Regions from separate parts of the Homo sapiens genome. Here region 2 is linked to region 1. The links are chromatin contacts, found by Hi-C in ENCODE. All regions are on one chromosome and are shown on one strand. The core of a region is the stretch at or near the end of the contact, and the rest is flanking DNA. Distances in the headings are between cores, read along the strand shown. Region 1 holds the start of PMCH (pro-melanin concentrating hormone). Region 2 overlaps IGF1 (insulin like growth factor 1).

The links. Hi-C counts contacts between places; a loop is a spot of excess contacts on that map. Pooled maps may share reads with other maps.
Region 2: a loop to region 1 is called in a pooled map, with 3 times the contacts of the local background. The contact joins the enhancer-like site here to the promoter of PMCH in region 1. A Hi-C loop is called at or near these places in 6 of 50 pooled maps.

The regions. Positions count from the first base shown.
Region 1 is chr12:102,196,461-102,199,332 of GRCh38, reverse strand. PMCH (pro-melanin concentrating hormone) reads left to right here and starts at 1,500. Exons shown (of 3, transcript NM_002674.4): 1 at 1,500-1,811; 2 at 2,162-2,360; 3 at 2,632-2,872. The coding sequence starts at 1,563. The coding sequence ends at 2,681. It overlaps PARPBP (PARP1 binding protein), which reads right to left. Exons shown (of 11, transcript NM_017915.5): 11 at 1,813-2,872.
Region 2 is chr12:102,424,127-102,426,898 of GRCh38, reverse strand. The region is part of intron 2 of IGF1 (insulin like growth factor 1); the gene reads left to right. All of the region lies in intron 10 of LINC02456 (long intergenic non-protein coding RNA 2456), which reads right to left. Among named protein-coding and RNA genes, the nearest start is that of IGF1, 55 kb to the left of the region's middle. Within about 2 kb of position 1,483, at least 2 of the 41 ENCODE cell types and tissues checked have a DNase peak (open chromatin) inside an H3K27ac peak, as active enhancers do.

The DNA of each region.
Region 1 (2,872 bases), core at 251-2,750:
ACTGTAGAGATGGCACTGCAGATTAGTGGGGACAGGATGACTTCTTCAAGAAATATATAAGGACATTGGAAAAAGTAAAATTACATCTCTATCTTATATCATACACAAAATTACAGATGAATTACAAACCTAAACATGAAAGTCAAAATATTTAAACTTTTAGAAGAAAATATATGAAAACACGTTAATAATCTAAGGATTGAGAAGGATTTCTAAAAAAAAACAACACATTAAAAGTAGTTGCCATAAAGAAAAAAGAAAAATATTTAAACATTAAAATTAATCAGTTTGGTTCACCAAAAGACACCAGAGGGGTTGAAAATATGTCACAAACTGAGCGAAAATAATTGAAACATATATAACTAACAATTAATATCCAGAATATATAAAGAACTCCCATAAATAAATTAGAAAAAGACAACCCAATAGAAAAATGGACAAAGCCAAAAAAGAAAAAAAAAAAAAGCATTTAACATAAGAGGAAACATAAATGGCTCAGAAACATATGGGAAGACACTTAACCTCTTTGGTAATTAGGAAAATACAAATTAAAAGGACAATGAGACACAAGAGTCAGCTAGGACATGGAACAATGGAAATTCTCATACCCTGCTTATCGAGGGCACAAATCGCTTACAACTATGTTGGAAAACATTTTGGCATTAGTAAAGCTGAACATATACATACTCCATGATCCAGTAATTCCATACTGAGAAATATACTCTAGAAAAATTCTTACATATATGTACCAGAAGACATATAAAAGAATGTATTATCTTATTCATTGGGGTCAAAATTAGAAATTAACTCTGAAATGTTTAATTAAAAGTCATACAACATAAACTCATCATCCAAAAGTAATGTTTATGGGCACATAAATATTCTTTTCATGGACTAATTCATTAATTTCTAAATTCATTAATAAATATTTGTACATATTATCCTTTTGTAAATGCAGAGATAAAATACACCTGACAGGTCAATTTTTGATATAGCATGAATGGCTTTTTGTTCACACTGACAGGCATATGTACTTTAATCACCAAAAACTATATCAAGTATTTATAAAAGAAAGTCTCTTTTGAGGATTATTTCAGTTTAATCAGGATTAAAAGGAAATAAAACTTTATCCTTATCATCCTTGAGTGAAATAACTTGAGTTTTAATATCTTTACTTAATCAGAAAATACACAAAAGGAAACAATAATATAGAGAGAGCCTGATGTCCTGTGGTCTTCCTTAATAACAACCCATTTTCAAGAGACTATAATCTACTCAACAGAAAGCATTCTACCAAGGATCTTAGTCAGATTCTGAGAAAATTCACACTCAAAATAAACAATGTGTCACTAAAACCAAAACAATGTAGGTATTAGCAGCTGCATAAAGGTTAGCCTCAATCTAATGAGTCATTTCTAAAATGATGAAAAGTATAATTCTTTGAAGTGCTTTCTATTCAAGCTAGAAAATATATAAAGATACAGAATCGTTTACCAAGCAGGCTGACAGAGAAATTTTTCATTTTCTTTCTTGTTTGACTGTATGCAAACATCAAACTAAGAATGGCAAAAATGAATCTCTCTTCCTATATATTAATACTAACTTTTTCTTTGTTTTCTCAAGGTATTTTACTTTCAGCATCCAAGTCCATAAGAAATTTAGATGATGACATGGTATTTAATACATTCAGGTTGGGGAAAGGCTTTCAGAAGGAAGACACTGCAGAAAAATCAGTTATTGCTCCTTCCCTGGAACAATATAAAAATGATGAGAGCAGTTTCATGAACGAAGAGGAAAATAAAGTTTCAAAGGTAAGTGGCAATGTGACTTGTCGTTTATTTCAATGAAAATTTAAATGATTCTTACAAATCCTCTGAAAAGTAAAACTGATACTTTTATAAACAGAAGTATATGCAAACAGTCACAATATGCATTAGGACGACTGACGATATTTCTTACATGCCAGGTAGTTCTTCCATCCCAGCAAACACCTCTTATCTGAAAGTGTTTTTTCTCCTATAAATTTGCATCTAAGGTATTTTTAAAAAGTCAAAAACAGTGCAGAGTAACTTTGAATTGATCAACAAGAATATTATACAATTGTATTATAGTTCCACTCCGAATACGATAGCTAAAAACCAAATCAACCTTCTCTTTACAGAACACAGGCTCCAAACATAATTTCTTAAATCATGGTCTGCCACTGAATCTGGCTATAAAACCTTATCTTGCACTAAAAGGATCTGTAGCTTTCCCAGCTGAGAATGGAGTTCAGAATACTGAATCAACACAAGAAAAGAGAGAAATTGGGGATGAAGAAAACTCAGCTAAATTTCCTATAGGAAGGAGAGATTTTGACAGTGAGTAGTCTTTTCAAAATTCAATTCTTACATCCTACCACCATTAAACAGAACTCTGAGTTAAAGTGAATTTGGATGCAATCATAACAAAATCAAATAAGACCATGGCTCAATTACACCTGCCAAAAATGTGGGATTAAATAGCAACAATTAATTATTATCATTTTGGTTTACTCAGAATTAGTTATACTAGATCCATTCTTTTTTTCTTAATAAATTTTGTGTGATAATTATAGTCCTTTAAACAATTTAAACTTTCTTCTTCCTTCAGTGCTCAGATGTATGCTGGGAAGAGTCTACCGACCTTGTTGGCAAGTCTGATACCTGTTGGTCCACATCATCTTTTCAGAAGAAAATAAAAGCATTTAATTGCCAATGGGAGGAGAAGCCCATACTGCTACTATAACTTGTGTATGTTAAATGTCTGTTTTAAAAGAAAGTAGTGTTAAGATGTATCAGTAACTGAAATGATATGCTTTCTCTGTGCATTAAACTTTGTGAAAATTCTGCAT
Region 2 (2,772 bases), core at 234-2,733, 230 kb before region 1:
AGAAGAGGAAAGGAAATAGGAAAAGAAGAGAACAGAATGAGATGAGACATGAAGTAGAGAGAGATGAGAGAAATACTATGCTGGGTGAAAGTGATTGGGAAACCATTTCTGACCATGTATTTCACCACACTCATCCCAGGCCTTGCAGCATTGTTTTGAAATAAGAAGCATTGATATTAATACCAAAAAGCCAATGATTTTAACCAGTGGATTATTTGGGACAAATCAAAGGTAACAAGGGGTCAAGATAAGCCCATACGCCTTATTTGACTTGATTGAAAGATTCATTCTCATAGTGTCTATTCTAGATTAAAACTATTCAGACCAGTCTATACAACATAAAGTTTGGACATTCTTTCAAGAGAACAGCCTTTCATTTACTTTAGTGAATAACAATATCTAGAAAGGCCATCTGCTTCGACCAAACTTTGGAAAGGATGCATTTTTAAGATTAATGGAGGAAGAGGATACCTGCCCAACTAGCTATGTTAACCAATTCAACACCATAATAATAATTGTCAACATTTATATAGTTTACCATATACCAGCCATTGTGCAAAACACTTTGCATACATTCTCACTTAATCTTCATGCCAGTCCTGGGAGGTACTCTTATATATCCTTTTTACATATGAGGACCTGAATCTTAGAAGGTTGAGTCCTTTGCCAAATGAAAGCTTAACAGTAAAGAAACAGTAGAATCCAGACTGTCTGGTTCCAAAACTTGTGCTTTTAGCCACTTCACATATTGCTTCTGTCATTGGTATGACAGATGTCACAGGCAGATCATACTCAAATTCTGTAATATGTTCTAAATAATACAAACAATATAACTAGAAAATGGTAGCTAACTTATATAGCAGGCCCCACTGAAATAATTCAAACATAAAAATGACCTCTTGGCATTTGATTATCTTTCACCTTAGACGTTGATAAACCAAACCATTCCCTTAGGACAATATTTTTCTGTCCAGCAAAGCATTTCTCTTGCCAAAGTATAATTTTGTTGGCTACATCTATCTCCTCCAAGCCCTGGAATCAGACCTAAGCTAGTAAATTGTGCTGTCCTGGCAAGACACTCATCCTCCAGGGCATTGTATCAGGCTAAAGTAATACATCATGTTGCTTCCCACTCTGTCTGCCCATTTCTCCAAAGAGTCCTAAAACAGTAATGTTTCTGCTTTGAATCTCTTGCTGTTATCGCCCCTAGGACTTGCACTTTAGCTTCCTGGCCTTGGAAACCAAGGTGAGCTGAATAGCATTCTTTTCACACCTGCTCTTGACTTGGGCTTCCAAAAGAAAGGAGGCTTTCAACAAAGGGGCAGCCCCATAGAACTCTGCTTCATTCCTTTTAGACTCAGAGAAACAAAAACATTGACTTGATTGGGTAACGGAAGACTTTGGTCTTTTGGGTTATGGGGATTTAGTAGCTGAGAAAGAGTTGCTGAGTAGTGAGGGTGGGGGCAGGTCGTAGAGGGCCATAATTCCTAGAAAAAGATGACCTTGTCCAATTGAGAGGTAGTGAGACCAGCAAACACTGGCAATTAAAAATTAACACAGGCCAAAAGTGAAATCGATGCCTAAATTTGATAGGTTTTCAAGAAAAGTTTATGACATGCAGTTCATAGAAAAGAGAACATTTTCTCAGTGTTCACTTTTAAGATGCCAAAGGTCAATCTTACTTGGAAAGATCCTTCCACAGAAAAGCAGAAATGTACAGGGTCTCCTAGCAAAGTATAAGGCAGGCAATAGATATATTAGAAAATCTTTTTTAAAAATCCTAATTTCAAAATGTTTTACAGCAGCTTTGGTACTACAGTAATTCACTTAATTCCCTAATATGTGTTTGAGTATATGTGTGTACATACTCATGTTATTCTAAACATAAAAAGATGTGGCCAGTTGACAGTAGTAAAAGCTTCTTTCCATATCTTTACTAAGCACATGACAATGTATAACTCAATAATTGCTTTAATTCAAGTTGTGATTTCAATAGACAAAAATTTAAAGGCAAAATATTGACTCTCAAAAGGTTTTCAAGTAAATGCAAATCCTATGAATTCTGGAAATATCAACCATTCAATGTATTACATTGGGGTCTTGGTAATAATATAATCACAATTTTCCTTATATTAGAAATTTATGAAAGGACTCAAGTCTTCCTTATAAAGCCATCAGAGATGTAGGAAATATTGGGAGGTGATTCTCCCTTTTCCACAAATGAAAATAGTAATTAAAATGCTAAAATGAAGACTACTTTAAGATTATTCATATCTTATACAATTTTCCTACTAGTATCTCATGCAAAATAATGCAAACCAAATGAATTTATATTAAATAAGGCGGCCCAGGGAGAAAATCTTGCCCTAAAAAACTAACCGTTCCAAGTTATTCTAAATTGGCAATGTGTCTGGAGTTCTGAAATAAATAACTGGTGTGAAAAACCTAAGTTTCCAGATTCTTCAGATCTTAACTGTAATATTTGGTTGTGTAATCAATCCTTAGTTAATCTAAGTGAAATGCAGGTTCATTTTTATTAGCTAATAATTTCATTTGTGTTTTTTATCAGACATATAATTGAACATTTTCTAGAAATAGCCCTTAAAATCCAGGTTAATTGTCTTACCTCTTTTTTCCTCCTTTCAAAAAAAAAAAAAAAGGGATCAACTTTGGAACCTCTTCCTGTTAGCAAATTTCTAAAGAATAGTTTTATTCCTTAGAACTCAAAGAATAACAAATGTATATCTTAAGAACTAGTTGCTTCCCAACTTG